2 separate regions of the Homo sapiens genome follow, and region 2 is linked to region 1. A link is a contact called in ENCODE Hi-C or POLR2A ChIA-PET data. All regions are on one chromosome and are shown on one strand. Each heading gives the region's core, a stretch centred on a gene start or an enhancer-like site at or near the end of the contact. The rest is flanking DNA. Distances are from core to core; before and after follow the strand shown.

What was found. A loop is a pair of places that touch in the nucleus more often than their neighbours do. ChIA-PET counts read pairs that join two places held with the same protein, here RNA polymerase II (POLR2A). Pooled maps may share reads with other maps.
Region 2: a loop to region 1 is called in a map of CD8-positive, alpha-beta T cell, with 4 times the contacts of the local background. The contact joins two enhancer-like sites. A Hi-C loop is called at or near these places in 9 of 168 maps with a recorded cell type or tissue (B cell, CD4-positive, alpha-beta T cell, CD4-positive, alpha-beta memory T cell and 5 more), 33 of 37 single-sample maps with no recorded cell type and 18 of 50 pooled maps. POLR2A ChIA-PET finds 5 or more read pairs at or near these places in 23 of 52 experiments (B cell, CD4-positive, alpha-beta T cell, CD4-positive, alpha-beta memory T cell and 17 more).

The regions. Positions count from the first base shown.
Region 1 is chr17:39,751,073-39,758,519 of GRCh38, forward strand. It overlaps IKZF3 (IKAROS family zinc finger 3), which reads right to left. Exons shown (of 8, transcript NM_012481.5): 8 at 6,646-7,447. Among named protein-coding and RNA genes, the nearest start is that of GRB7, 17 kb to the left of the region's middle. RefSeq lists silencers at 2,849-2,988, 3,029-3,078, 3,219-3,948 and enhancers at 4,439-4,488, 4,899-5,208, 7,088-7,167. Within about 2 kb of position 3,224, at least 35 of the 41 ENCODE cell types and tissues checked have a DNase peak (open chromatin) inside an H3K27ac peak, as active enhancers do; they include B cell, CD4-positive, alpha-beta T cell and CD8-positive, alpha-beta T cell, where a contact is called at or near this core.
Region 2 is chr17:39,788,746-39,796,192 of GRCh38, forward strand. IKZF3 (IKAROS family zinc finger 3) reads right to left here. Exons shown (of 8, transcript NM_012481.5): 4 at 3,928-4,188; 5 at 2,671-2,838. Among named protein-coding and RNA genes, the nearest start is that of GRB7, 55 kb to the left of the region's middle. RefSeq lists enhancers at 2,899-3,008, 4,106-4,235. Within about 2 kb of position 2,731, at least 3 of the 41 ENCODE cell types and tissues checked have a DNase peak (open chromatin) inside an H3K27ac peak, as active enhancers do; they include B cell, CD4-positive, alpha-beta T cell and CD8-positive, alpha-beta T cell, where a contact is called at or near this core.

The DNA.
Region 1 (7,447 bases), core at 1,974-4,473:
CCCTCCCTTCTCAGTGCTGGCCACAGTGAGGGACCTAGGCTGCCGAGAGCCCTTAGAGGGGGCAGCATTTGGCCCTGATCTGGCCACCTGAGACCAGCAGCAGCCCATTCTTGGTGAGTGTCTGAGATTTCTGGCTTTTTGGAGACGTAGCTGCTAAGAGTTTGGGGGCACAGGGACCCTCTCAGGGCCAGCTCACAGTGGAACCCCTGGGTAAGATCCCCCAGCTCTGAGGATGTGGGAAGGATGCTGCTCTACCTCAGAGACTGCAGCATGACCTACAGTGGTCAGACAGCAGAAAGGACTGCCAAGGACGGCTGCAGTGCTAGATCGGGGAGGCTTGTGGTTCTGAGAAAATCTGGGCTGGTGGGAGGGGAAGCAGGGGCTTCTCTGGGGGAGAGGGTGGGGGCTGGGACCTCAGATACTGTCTTTTCAAAATTGATTTATTGGGTTTCATTCTAAAATTATACGTACTTATTAAAAACATTTCAGAAAAAAACTTGAGGGCAAAGGGGAAATTCCTCATCATCTTTCCATGCAGAGGAGGACCCAGTACTGAGAGAGGGTGACAGGGCCCACATCTGGGGAGCTGACGCGAAGTGCTGCCTGCCATGCATCACACGTTCCAGCTTCCCGGGACCAGCGTGGCCGGTGGGAGCCGGGTGCCAGGGCACATTGCTATCCTTGGCAGCACCATGGGCCTTTAGGGTAGGGGTTCTGTGGAGGGTGTGGCTACAATGTTGGCCTCCCTGCCTGCTCAAGTGTGGAGGGGAGGGAGGACTGCTGCCAACGCTCTGGACTCTGGGATGGGGGTGGGCATGATTCCAGGGGAGCCCACCTCCCTGGGCGGGGCATCCAGACAAAGCCCTGGCCAGTTCTGCAACATCCAAGTTCACGGGTGGTGGACAGGCCCAAGGGTTCAACATCAGGTCAGGGACCCTGCCTGGCTCCTTCCTTGGGCCCCAGTGCCAGGCACCCTGATGAGGGATGAAGAGAGGAAGGACAGGACACAGACAGGGGAGCCCAAAGCCACTTGGAAGGATTCTTTCTTCCAAACTATCCACATAAGCAGTTTTCTAACTCCTTCCCAGAGCCCAAGGGTTCTGGCAGGGGCTTGAGGGGCAGGTTGGGGTGGTGATGGGGGATGCATTGCCTTTCTATCTGGAACTTGAGCCTTATGGTATATTCAGGAAAAAGGCTTGAACCAGTGAAGTACTGATCTGGTCCAACAGATAGAAAGAGGGCCCAGAGAGGTCAGGGCTTGGTCCAACTCGCACAGTGGTGGGGCGTCTGCAGACTGCTTTCCTGTCCTGTGCTGTTGGCAGAACCTCAGCTTTGGGACTTGAGGGGGAGTATGCAGTGGCAATTAGGACAAACGACTCTGAGCTCTCAGTTGAGTTGGGGGAGGAGAGAAAAGAAGGAGTTAGATCCTGGGGGAGTTGGATGTTGCAGACTGGACTCCAGAGCCTGGGGGTGTGGGCGATCCTGGGGTGTGGGGAGGGCGGGCTGAGGCTGCTCCACAAGCGTTCTCGAAGTTCACCATACAAGAAGGGGCGGTGTGGGGAAATGGGGATGAGGCCTGAAATTCAATCCCATGTGGGTTGAGTTATGATGTCATCTGACACCCTCTCACACGGCTGCATCTACCCCAAGGAAGGGGCAAGTTTTTCTTTGATGGGCACCTGGGGGGGCTGTTTAGCTGGAGTTTTTTTTGTTTCGCTTTTTTTGTTTTTGTGTTTTTTTTGAGACAAGTTTCGCTCTGTGGCCCAGGCTGGAGTGCAATGGTGTGATCTCGGTTTACCGCAACCTCCACCTCCTGGGTTCAAGCAATTCTCCTGCCTCAGCCTCCCAAGTAGCTGGGATTACAGACATGCACCACCACGCCCAGCAATTTTGTATTTTTAGTAGAGATGGGGTTTATCCACGTTGGTGAAGCTCGTCTCGAACTCCCGACTTCATGTGATCCGCCCGCCTCAGCCTCCCAAAGTGCTGGGATTACAGGTGTGAGCCACCGCGCCGGGCCTGGAGCTGCATTTTTGTTGTAAGCACTTTGTTCTTACTTGGATTAGGTTTATTTTAGGGTGGTTTGGGGCAGACTGAGGGAGATTGGAAGGCAGAAACCACCCCCTCAGGACAACCACGTGGATCTCCTTAGGGTCTGGGTAGTGGAACTGGGCCCTGTGACCTTGGAGTTGGAGGGGAAGCTGTAAGCAGGGATGGAACGGGCCACCCGCACCCTCACACAGCTGTGACCAACAGGCACGGTCATCCGCATTCACCTGCCCAACTCCCATGCCCTGAGTCCTGTCCTCCAGGGCATTCCTACTGGCACTACCCCAATTTCCCAAAAGATTCCAGGGATCTCTCTCTCGCTCTCTCTTTTTTTTTTTTTACAGTCTCACTCTGTTGCCCAGGCTGGAGTGCAGTGGCTGATCTCAGCTCACTGCAACCTCCACCCCCTGGGTTCAAGCGATTTTCCTGCCTCAGCCTCTTGAGTAGTTTGGGATTACAGGCGTGCGCCACCACGCCCAGCTAATTTTTGTATTTTTAGTAGACGGGGTTTTGCCATGTTGGCCAGACTGATCTCAAACTCCTGACCTCAAGTGATCCTCCCGCTTTGGCCTCCCAAGGGAGGGTTCCTTCCTCCCAGGCTGAGGCACCCTGCCCCACACATCTACTGGAGGAACTTAGTGTTGGGGCCAGGGGGTGGCTGGGTAAGGCTGGATCCCACACTTGTCAGGCCAGGTTGGGGTAGGGGAGGATACACGGGGGACCCGTCTCTCAGCCGTTCTGGGCCGGTGCCTGAGGCGATCTGCCCCGCCGCCCGCCCTTCCGCCACCACCCAAGTCGCATGCGCGCGCCGGGGCCGACGGGCGCCAGGCTCCACCGAGCCACCCTCCGTCGTGGCGGCCCCTCGTGCCTCTGCGGAGGGAAGGCCGCCGGCTTCGCCAGGGGGCGCGCGTCGGGGTCGCGGCTCTTTGAACTCGGCCCCACGAGGGGACGCGCCATCGGTTTCGTGGCTTGCGTGGCGCCGCAGCAACGAGCCGGTCGCCCCGGGGCGTTGCTTAGTCCGGGCCTCGCTGCGAGTCTGTGGGCGAGGCGGGAGGTGCTTCCTTGGCCAGGCGGGTGGAGGAAGGTGTGGGCGCCGCATCCCAGCGTCGCGGAGCCTCCAGGCGCGGGCAGGCGAGACTGGCGTGCAGCGCGACGGCCTAGTCCCGGCGTCCCACCGTCCCCCACTCCCGCAGGCGCCGAGCCGATTCAGCCGCGCGGCTGCAGTGACACCCAGCGGCCGTCGCGGGAAGTGCGGTCGCCGCGGCCAGGCCTCCGGGGCTCCTGTCTCTCGAGGTTCCCACCCCGGTTACGCGCGGGCACCCCGGAGGAGAGCGGCCGCGCGCTGCAGATGCCCGCGGGGGCACTTCCCCTGCCCCTCCCCCGTTTCCTCCCCGCAGGCGCCCGAGCGCCGGGAGATCCTGCGCAGCGGCAGTGCCCGGAAGGGCGGGGCGGGGTGCAGCAGCGGCGCTGGGCTGTGACCCGGGCAGTTTCACTTCTGGATCCTGCTCGGGCTGTGATAGGACAGCGCGGGGGCAGCGGGGGAACACGCGGGCACGCCGAGATCCGGCGCTCGGGACCCCGATGAGGGGAGGCCTTTCACTCCTGGGGTGTCACGCGACCCACGCTTTCCTCCATGTCCACTCCCACCCCCCATGGGTTCCACTTTGCTGTCCCCCGAGCTGCCGCTCCTCCCCAGCAGACACCGTCTCCGCCGGGGCTGCCGACCCCCGGAGAGGCCCCGAGCGGCGTGGGCGGCGGGAGGAGGGAGCTGTGAAGCCGCAGGCAGGGGGTTAGGCTGCGGGCTGCTGAGACGCCGAGCTGTTTCTCAGAAGTGCAGCTGCCCCTCCCCTCACACCCCCCTCACTCCCACCGCGCGCCGCACCCCTGCCCCCTCTCCGCCGGCCTCCCTTTCCTCTCCCAGGCACCCTAGCCGGGAATCTGGGGTCTGGGTCCACGCAGAATTAAGAGGAGAACCTGAGAAAGGGCGGGGGCCGGGGGTTCAGACCCAGCCTCAGCGCGCGTTATTCCGAGCCTCCTATAATTCCACAGGTGAGGGGATCCTGTCCCCTACCCCTGGGGTCCAGGATTGGAATTTGATAGAACAGTTAGGAAAATGACATCTTGAGAGAGTCAGGGCCCGGCCACTATTACTCTAGCTCCAGCGTCCAGTGAGGAGAGGAGAGAGAGGGAAGACCTGGAGCCCGGCTGGTGCAGTGAGGTTGAGGCCTGTCTTAGGAGTACCAGCTGGAAGGCCCTTCAGAGATCCCTGACTCTGGGGAAAATCAACGCCCAGAAGGGGAAGTCAAGTGTCTGGGCTCATCCCGAGAGGGAGAGGGCTGGGATTGGAACCAGGACTCCAAATAGTTGCGGGAGTCTGCGACTGTCTTTTGCTTGGGACTTCAGAGCTTTGCTGGATTCACTGACTCAGCCTGCTTTCCCTCAACACACACAAACACACACACACGAGACACGTGCACGCGCGCACACACACAGATACACAGACACACACAGACAGACATGCAAGGAGAGAGACAGGCACACATGGAGACAGACACGCACACGCAAAGAGACACACAGCTCCCCAGGAGTCTAGCGGGGCAGCTGAGGTCTGTGAGTGAGACATTCTCAGTGAGACACTGAGAATGCAATTCCAGTGGGGGTGGGATGGGGATTGGGCGGTGGAAGGACAAGCCCGGGGGAGGAGGTGGCATCGCCCCCCTAGTTCCCATCCACCACCACCCCCAGTGCTGTGGTTTATTTGCCTAGGCAGCTCTTCTGGGCCAGGGGGCCAGGGTACTGGGGTGGAGAGGCGAGGTGATGGGAAAGGCTGTTCTGGGGCTTCCTGCCCCCTCACTCCTGGGGAAGGGGGGTAGCTGCCATCACCCGCAGGCCTTTCCACTGCAGCCCTTTCCTTGGGTATGTGTGTTATTCTGGGGGAAGATCTGTTATTTGCGGAGAAGGGAGGCAGCTGCCTACTTCACAGGTCAAGACAGAGTTAAAAACAAAACCACAGCAAATTCAACACCCCGTGTCCTTCAGGGACTTTCCATGACACCTTCCTTCCCCCCTCTCCCCTAAGCCAGGGAGCACCTCCCCAGAGGGCCTCCCCACCCCAGGTGCAGTGGCTTTTGGCTTTTATGCAAACAACTGTCTGATCCCGGAATGCTCCACAGCCCGAACTGTGGCCTGGGCCGAATGTGCCCCTCCACCATCCCTTGGGCCAGTGTTTCTGGTCTTCCTGGAGTTGTGACCTCCACTCTTCCTCAGACCCTGGATTCTGAGGGACAGGAGATGAGGGCAGGAAGCTAGGTCCTTTCCCCCTGCCTGCCCTCGGGTGGCAGTTGCCTGCAGGTGGAGGGTTTGGGCACAGCAACCTAAGTGAATGGTCCGGGGTTTTGAGTGATGGGGGAGGGGAAGAAGGAGGGTGCAGGTGTGGGGTGGCCTCCACTGCCAGGCCCACCACCCTCTAGGGCATTGAATTAGCTCCCAAGATCAGGAAGGAAAACTCTTCTCAGGCTGGGAGTCCATTCAACCCCAACGCCAGTGTGGACCTCCGGTCCTGCTCACTGGCAAAGGGGGTCAGGATCTCCCTGTCTCCCTCTCTTCTGCCTGAGCTGCTTCTGCTTTGGGGAGGGATTTGGGGATGGGGAAGGCCATATAATCTTCTCTCCAGGGCTGAAAACCAGCTACTGAGGGGCCGTTTTTGAATGTATTCAGTGCTAAAATGCAAAGGCAGGGTGCCATGCCATTCCTTTCTCCTCCTCAGCTTGAGCAAGACTGGGAAACCTGTAGGAGACCCTCAGCCAGTTTGAACATTTTGGAGTGCTGATGGGAGGGAGATGATGCTGATCATGGAGCCAGAGGACGCTGGTGCCAGCCTAGCCCCACATTTGTTAGTCTTAAAACTTCAGACAATCTTTCTCATGCCTCTTCCACAGAAGACGGAAAATGGAGGGTGCTTTAGATGAGGCTGAGCAGAAGGCCAGACTCTCTCTCTACTTTCTCTAACGTTTTCTAAGAGAGAACACAATGATGATGGAAAGAAAGCAGCCTCATCCCTATGCCATTCTCCTAGGACTTTTCCCCCTAACACCTTCGGTTTGGGTCTCCAGGTATCTAAAAACTGTATTTAAATATGGTCGAGTTTAAGGACTGCAACTCAAGTTTCCCAATGTGGATGTCTGTGAGCCCCCACACATGAAAAAGTCAGAACTTGACTGTATTTTAAGAAGAATCTCTGTTGAGGGAGGAAGGCAGAGCAGTGACTTGGAATAGGGGTGCACCATGCTGAATGTGCTGATCATGCTAAGTCCAGGTCCTCAACCTCCTCCAGTTTCCTTAGTGAACTAAGGACCAGTGGAACCAGGAACCCTATCTTGTGGGTTACAGGGGCCAGCAGCAGGATCACAGTGGTAGGCTCAGCAAGGCGTCAGGTGAGAACCTTTATTTCAGTGATAATTCATTTTTCTTGATAACTGGACTTTAAGAAATAGAGGGGCAAAATTAAGAAAGTATTCCTTGGGGCGGGATGAAACCCTTCTACATCCTGACACCAGCAGACACAAATCATAAGTGATAAGGATGCACAAGGACTAATTTCAAACATACCAGGATTTTTTTATTTTTCAGTGTAAAAATCAAACATGATAAACCTAGAAAACTATCAGCAGGGCTATTTCTTACAGGGTTCCAGCAAGGGTTAGCATTGTTACATTTCAGAAGCTGACTTTCTTTAAACCATCTTTACAGAGGAGTAAACTTCACAGTTCCACACATGGCTGGGCTCCAGGTAGAACTCCATAGGAGTGACGAGGGAAAGTCACCACTGGGCAGGGAGGGCATTTCTGAGAAATGCAGATGAGAGGAGAGGCTGTGAGCACAGGCTGTGTCAAAACCCAGGGCAAGGGCTCCCTCCCGCCTTCCCTCCCAGTGGGAAGGCCACCCTGAGCCCCAAACCACATTCTGTTCCTTCCTCGTCATTCTGCAGACAATGGTCATCCACAGACCACACGTGTGGTGGCTTTGGCAACCAGAAATTTAAAATAAGCTATGGTTTTTCCAGTAGCCAAAATGATCCTGCACCAAAGCTCATAGACTGAGAACCTGAGCATGCAAAACCACAGTCTGGGTGAAGGGATGTCTGCTTTGTAAATGACCTGCTAATTCTTTGCAACCCACAGTAATTTGGTTTCTGTGAACCCACAGAAGCAGGCCCACCAAAAAGGGCCTTGTCTGCTAGCCTGGAGTATACATGAGTCACTGGCGGTGGGATCAGTCATTTTTTAGGCTGCCCCATTTTCCTAACATGTTAAAATGTGTGTTCTCAGTCTTTTCAAGAGAGGAAGAAGCAAAGCGGCACTTACAGAGTGTGAGATAGACACAGATCTGTGGCGAGGGA
Region 2 (7,447 bases), core at 1,481-3,980, 37 kb after region 1:
TTCTTTATTTTGGACATCCATCTGGCTGTAAGTAAAGATTGCTGTAGTTTGTGGGAGTTAGCCATTCGGCTAGAAACTGATGGCCTTTTCAGAACATTGACATATTTGGGTAAATTTAGCTCATCCTTGCCACGTGGCTATAGCAAAGTCTAGGCTAAAACAATAAAAACTGAGCTAATTAACTACGGATTTTTTTGTTTTTTTGTTTTTGAGACAGGGTCTCACTCTATCACCCAGGCTTGGGTGCAGTGGTGAAATCACAGCTCGCTACAGCCCCAATTTCATAGGCTCAGGTGAAGTCTGGGCCTCCCAAAGGCCACCTTGGCCTCCCAAAGTGAGAGGCTTACAGGTGTGAGCCATTGCACCCGGCCAGGATATTTTTGAATAATAGAAATAAAAATAGGCCGGGCGCAGTGGCTGACACCTGTAATCCCAGCACTTTGGGAGGCCGAAGTGGGAGGATCACCTGAGGTCAGGAGTTCGAGACCAGCCTGCCTAACATGGCAAAACCCCATCTCTACTAAAAATACAAAAATTAGCCAGGCACAGTGGCTCACGCCTGTAATCTCAGCACTTTCGGAGGCCGAGGCAGGCGGATCACGAGGTGAGGAGTTCGAGACCAGCCTGGCCAATGTGGTGAAACCCCATCTCTACTAAAAATACAAAAATTAGCCAGGCGTGATGGCGTGACCCTTTAGTCCCAGCTACTCAGGAGGCTGAGGCAGAAGAATCGCTTGAACCTGGGAGGTGGAGGTTGCAGTGGGCTGAGATTGCACCACTGCATCCCAGCCTGGGCGGCAGAGTGAGACTCCATCTCAAACAAACAAACAAAATTAGCCGGGCGTCGTGGTAGGCATCTATAATCCCAGCTACTAGGGAGGCTGAGGCAGGAGAATCGCTTGAACCTGGGAGGTAGAGGTTGCAGTGAGCTGAGATGGCGCCGCTGTACTCCAGCCTGGGTGACAGAGTGAGACACCATCTCAAACAAACAAACAAACAAACAAAATTAGCTGGGCGTTGTGGTAGGCATCTATAATCCCAGCTACTAGGGAGGCTGAGGCAGGAGAATCGCTTGAACCTGGGAGGCGGAGGTTGCAGTGAGCCAAGATCACGCCACTGCAACAGCCTAGGCAACAGAGCAAGACTCCGTCTCAAAAAAAAAAAAAAAAAGAGAGAAATAAAAATGAATTGTAAAAATGACTTCGTCTAAATGTCTAAGATGAAGGAAAGGTTTCACCCATACAATTCATGCAAACTTTATTCTGCCAACTCCCCAAATGCTTTATTGCTTGAAATATGTAAGTAATAACTTCAACTATCTGTGCAAGGCTGGTCTTTCTGATTGTTGATAGAATATACTCAATGAATTTGTCAGTTTTAGGGGCTAAAATTTTTATTTTCTAACTCTTGCTCTGTTTAAAACAGAGGCTTTGGGATTTAAAGCACTAAAAGATCCTTATGGAATCCTAAATTAAAACAAATGCAGGTTTGCTAGGGCTAAAAATGTTACGTTTCTGCATAAATTGGGTTCTCTGGAATCTGTCTTTAAAAAGCCTACTATTGTTTCTTACTTGAAAAAGGCAACAGTAGAGAACTATTCTAATTTTTTTCGAACCAAACTCATCCTTAATTCACTACTTTGAAAAATGAGCTGTAAAAGAGAGAAACCCTTCAATTGCCAATTATGATCTCTCATGGTGGGTTTTGTTGGGGCTGACTTGTTTAATCCTAGTGGCTGAATTATAACAAGTTTTGAGTTTGGGGCTAGGTTTTAATCAAAGCAGTAGATGTGAACTGACATAAAAACAAGCCTTTTTTTCCAATTAAAATTTTGCCAGATAACATCAAGAACATGAGGTCCCAAATTTGAAAATAAACTCAGTCTTATTTTTCTAGGACGGAAATTCTAAATCTTGAAAAAAAAGTATTATCTTGGTCAAAATAAGGAGTAAAAACATCACGACAGCACATAACTTTTACAAATCTTTACCGTTGTTCAATCTTTTAGAGATTTAAAATAAGTAGGCTGGCTGGGCATGGTGGCTCCTGCCTGTAATCCCAGCACTTTGGGAGGTCAAAGTGGGAGGAATGCCTGAGCTCAGAAGTTTGAGACCAGCCTGAGCAACATAGTGAGACCTCATGTTTATTTAAAAAAAAAAAAAAAAGTGGGCCAATCAAGAGGAAAGTTGGATTTAATAAATTTATCCCAAATGGCCAAAAAGTAGCCCCCAAACAATGATTTATATCCAGATCACAGTTTTTCATAATTTACAAACTGTACATCATTTGCTTGTCTCGTCTTTTGAATGGAAAGAGTGTGTGTGTTGGGAAAATAATCTTCTAATAAAGTTTACCAGAAGAAAATACTGATGGCTATAATTTTCTCACAAAAATTAAAAGGACATTTTTTATAGGGTGGGCTCTTCCTATCTGACTGTGTTGTTCTCCATGGGTGCAAGGATGGTGAGGAGATGATCATCTCCACTGAGGCAGACGGAGAGCAATTAGTGCCTTAATGGTCGTGTAATTAGCCCTAGAGGTCTCTGCTGTTGTAACCCTTCAGAACAAGAATGACAGATTGAAACCTTCCTACTTAACTCTTTCTAGTTTCCACACTGGGCTCTGAGGAATGCACTTCCTAGACAAGGAATGCTCATTTCTCTCACTTACCAGAATGTGTCCTAAGATGCCCCGTGAGCGCATCTCTTCTTTGGCATGCATAGTTGCAGAGGTGACACTTAAAAGGTTTTTCCCCTGTGTGCAGTTTAATGTGGCGGAGGAGGTTACCTTTCTGAGTAAAAGATGCCCCACACTGATTACACTGGAATGGGCGTTCACCTTTAAAAAGGACAAAAAAGGAGATTTCTGGTCACAGGCAAGTGGAGAAACATATGCACAGATTAGATGCCTAGGGGAAAAGCTCATCTTTTAGACAATTACTGTTCACATTGGGATCAGTTGGGAGCTGCATTTCAAGGCAAGCCTAAGACTTACTTATGAAATCTCCTCTGTAGAAGAGAAAAAGCACCCACTAGCAAGGCTATTTTAGGTATCATATTGAATCAGAGCAAAGAAACAAGAGCAGCTCTAGAAGTGCTTTCTAGATCTAAGTTTTTATATTACTATATTACTTGGTACTCCCTTTTTTTTTTTTTTTTTTTTTTAGACAGGGTCTTCTTGCTCTGTTGCTCAGGCTGGAGTGCAATGGTCCCATCATGGCTCACTGAAACCTTGACCTCCTGGGTTCAAGTGAGCCTGTCACCTCAGCCTTCAGAATAGCTGGGACTACCAGTGTTTGCCATTATGCCTGGCTAATTTTTTAGTATTCCTTTTGAATATAATCTCCTTTGAAAAAAGAGCCAGAAACTAAAGTCCTTACAAGGTGTTGAGGGCTAGAAATTCTCCTTTTTAAAGTCTTCATATGAGATATGGGATGGAATCGACTGGCTCAAGTGCGATGGTTGTGTTTGTATGCATTTCTATAGACTACCTGTTTATTGTCTGAAGATACATTATTTTAAGCTGGAAATAAAAACTATGTCCTTTCATTTACCAAATTTGAACCCAATACAATAAGAAGATCTGCTCTTATTAAAAATGTTATGCAAAAATATACAAAAGATGGCTAAGAAGCAAATCACACAATTCAACTCCTACTTAGAAACTGAAGAAAAAGTATTTGGCTGACCTAGAACACTGTGCTCTCTACAGTCTTTTTTTATTCATAGCATTTGCAATATGTTTGCCAAATGCATGGTGAGGCAGGAATAAAAAGCACTGAGTGAACAGCAATGCAGAGAGAGAGATACATCAGCATTATAGCAAAAATCAATGAAAGTAACCAAAAGTTCCAAATTCCACCACTTCATTTCTCACGTGGCTGCATTAGGAGAGTTTTCAGAAGAATGAAAAAAGCAGACTATTTACCAGTATGGCTTCGCTTATGAACCATTAAGACATTGAAGCTGATGCAGGATAATCCACACACATCGCAGTTCATCTTTCCACTGGTTGGCCTGCTACTATCGAATGAGACAACATGTCTCTCCAACTTAATGTTTTCATATTCATTATATTCTCTTGAATAGCTGTAAGGGATTTCAGGCTCTTCTGCATTTCCCATGGGTTCTGACTTTAAAACATTCTCATCTCTTTCACTGTATTCATCTTTCACTTTCATTGAATCATCTGCAGGGAAGAAAATGCAAGAAATGAACAACGACTATACTTGAAGCTATCAAAGCAGCTCAAACAGCAGAGACCCACAACTGACAATTAAATACCAATCGAAGCTAACAAAACACTGTACATCTACAAAACAAGAAAGCACCATTAGCGTGACCGCACGTTATTTAAATTCAGAACCACAGTCAGAGGAAAACACACATACTTACACACATAAAAATAGACGATAGTGTTTTAGGCTATCCAGAAAATTACAGATAATAGATTTTAGCTAAGTTTGCTCAAAGTGGCCATGAAACAAACATTGAGCAACTCTTCTCCAGTACTAGGGGAGAGGAAGGGTTCTCAGATCTAGTACTGTTTTTGGTGGCTGCAGTTAAAAAGGCAAGGTGATGTACTCTTAGGTTTCAAGGAGAAAATATTGTTTGAATCCTTCAGATGCATCCAGTGTAAGCCATTAAGATTAAGAGTTGACTAGTTAACATAGTTTTTCTAATTTTAAGCCATGCATTGCCTCTTCCCCTTCCACGTATATGAATTGCTAAAACACATCTTATCTCTGTCTCTCTTGGAGCTGATAAAGGCACAACATTGACTGTAGAGGAAGTTGTCAGTACTAATGAAAAAGTGTTGAGAAAGACAAAAGGAAAAGTAATTCTTTCATATAACCTAAGGAGTCACTTTCATCGACACAGGTAAGTGGGGCTCAATCTAAATAAGGGGAAGGACCATTAGGTCCCAAGTTAGGGAGAACTAAACTCAAGGACTCAAGGATTGTGTAATAGGACTGGATAGGAGAGGAGGGACTGGCTCAAGTGAGTTGGCTGACCAAGTACTATCTTAAGAACTGCAATGTAAATGAATGAAATTTAAAAGAAGAGCTGTAATACTCTTCATGAAGAGCATAAGAACATATGAAGAACGTGGGAAAAATATGAAGAACATAAGAAACAAAGAAGGCAAATTTATGTACTTGCACTGACACTAGTAAAACCTAAAAATTTGCCTGATGTAAGAATAATAAACATTTGTAAGGGATTTTGCATATATAAAATATGCTATATAAATGCTTACTTTTTCAACCATTGGTCCTTAGAAATCAAAAGTTGTACCTCCCCATGAGGAATCACAAATCAATGGAGTGTAGGGCTGGAAGGGAATTTAAAGGTCATCTAATCCAACCCTCTTGTTTCTCAGATGAGGAAATCTGGGAGCAGAGATGTTTTTGGTCATTTGTCGAAGGTTACACATCCAGTTACTGGCAGAGGTGTGATTAGAATGCAAAACTTAAGCTTGAACTATCAATTACTTGGATTTGACCTCATGCACTAGACATATAAGGCCTAAGTGGGTTCTTACCAACTGTATTACACACCCTCCCATCAATGGTGTAAATGTTAAAACCCAAAACAGTCTGAAAAAAGATATTTTAAAAAACTACATCCCTTCCAAAAAACATCAGTAAGTGTTGCTCCTCTTGCTGCATAGGAGGAAGTACAACTGCAGCTGTGCCTGGCTTGCTACCTTCAACCCAAGTTTCAATTTTCACTTCTATCAAGGTTACCTTTCATCTATATTAACTGTGTTTGCTTAATAGAGCAAGACAGGGCCTAACCACCATCAGAGGAGCCAGGGCTGCCACACAGTTCCACTGCTTCCTACCACAGTTCATGGTTCACAACTTTTCACTCTTTGACTAGCAAAGATGTAGGGCTGTAGGATAAGTCCAACATGTTTCAAATTTGCCCACCCTATGGATCTGGATTATATAAGAAATGATATCTGTTTCCTACTTGGAAAGAGGTTTACTTCTTTCTCTGGATAGGTCTTCCCTGCTTTCAAGTGGAATTTGTTTGCTTAAGTGTTTATTTTTTATTTTTTTAAGAGAAGGATGCACCTGAGGCTTGTACTTGCCTCCCTTCCTCCATCACTCCAGCTGTGGGTAATATCCCACCAAAGCTTGAGTGCTCTTCAGTTTGCATGTAGGCGTTTAAAAGAACCTCAACGGAAAATTTCAGCTACTTAAAACCAAAAACAGCAGATAGAAAAGGCCAGCAGAAAAGGATCCTTTCCATTTTGGTTAGAAAATGTGAACATGACCAGACTCAGGCCACTCCATGGTCACTGAACTTTAAAATGTAGTAAGATCAATGTGTTGAGTCTTTCTGAAAACAGAGGACATAAGAGAGCTGCTCCTTTCCCTCAGGATTTTGGCTTTAGTTGGCCTGACCTGGAATTCAATACGACACCATCCTGGCTCAAGAGCAGATCTTAGCTTTAGTCCTTTAGGAGTCAGCTATAGAGCAAGGAAGACAGTATTTGAGACCCAGGGACATAAGGACACAGGGACAGGGCATTAGAGAAGTCCTTTGGGCTTACATAGTTGCTGGTTTGCCTTTGGAGTCTTACCAGTTTTAGATGAATGACCTGGATGACCTCTCTGCATGGTTACTGGGGATTAGCAACTTATTTTTATTTTATTCTATTTTATTTTTTGAGACATAGTCTTGCTCTGTTGCCCAGCCTGGAGTGTAGTGGCACGATCAGCTCACTGCCACCTCTGCTTCCCAGGTTCAAGTGATTCTCCTGCCTCAGCCTCCCGAGTAGCTGGGATTACAGGCATGCACCACAATGCCTGGCTGATTTTTGTGTTTTTAGTAAAGACGGGGTTTCGCCATGTTGGCCAGGCTGGTCTCGAACTCCTGACCTCAAGTGATCCACCCTCCTTGGCCTCCCAAAGTGCTGGGATTACAGGCCTGAGCCACCGTGTCCAACCAGATTCTAATTTATTCTAATATTCAACTCTGTTACCTTCTCAAGGTAAGCCATAATAAATTGCTGGCTGGGCATAGTGGCTCATGCCTGTAATCTCAGCACTTTGGGAGGCCAAGGCAGGTGGATCACTTGAGGTCAGGAGTTTGAGACCAGCCTGGTCAACATAGCAAAACCCCGTCTCCACTAAAAATATAGAAAATTAGCTGGGCATGGTGGCTCCCAGCTACTGGGGAGGCTGAGGCAGGATAATCGCTTCAACCTGGGAGGTGGAGGTTGCAGTGACCCGAGATCGTACCACTGCACTCCAGCCTGGGCGACAGAGCGAGACGCCATCTCAAAAAAGATAAAATAAAATAAAATAAATTAGAATTTAAGGTATGAATGAGATTCCTGAGAGATATTAGGCTTAGTACTCAGCCTCCAAACACAGTCCACCAAAACCAGGAAAGGCATTAGCCTGCTCTAATGAAGAGATTCATCCCATTCC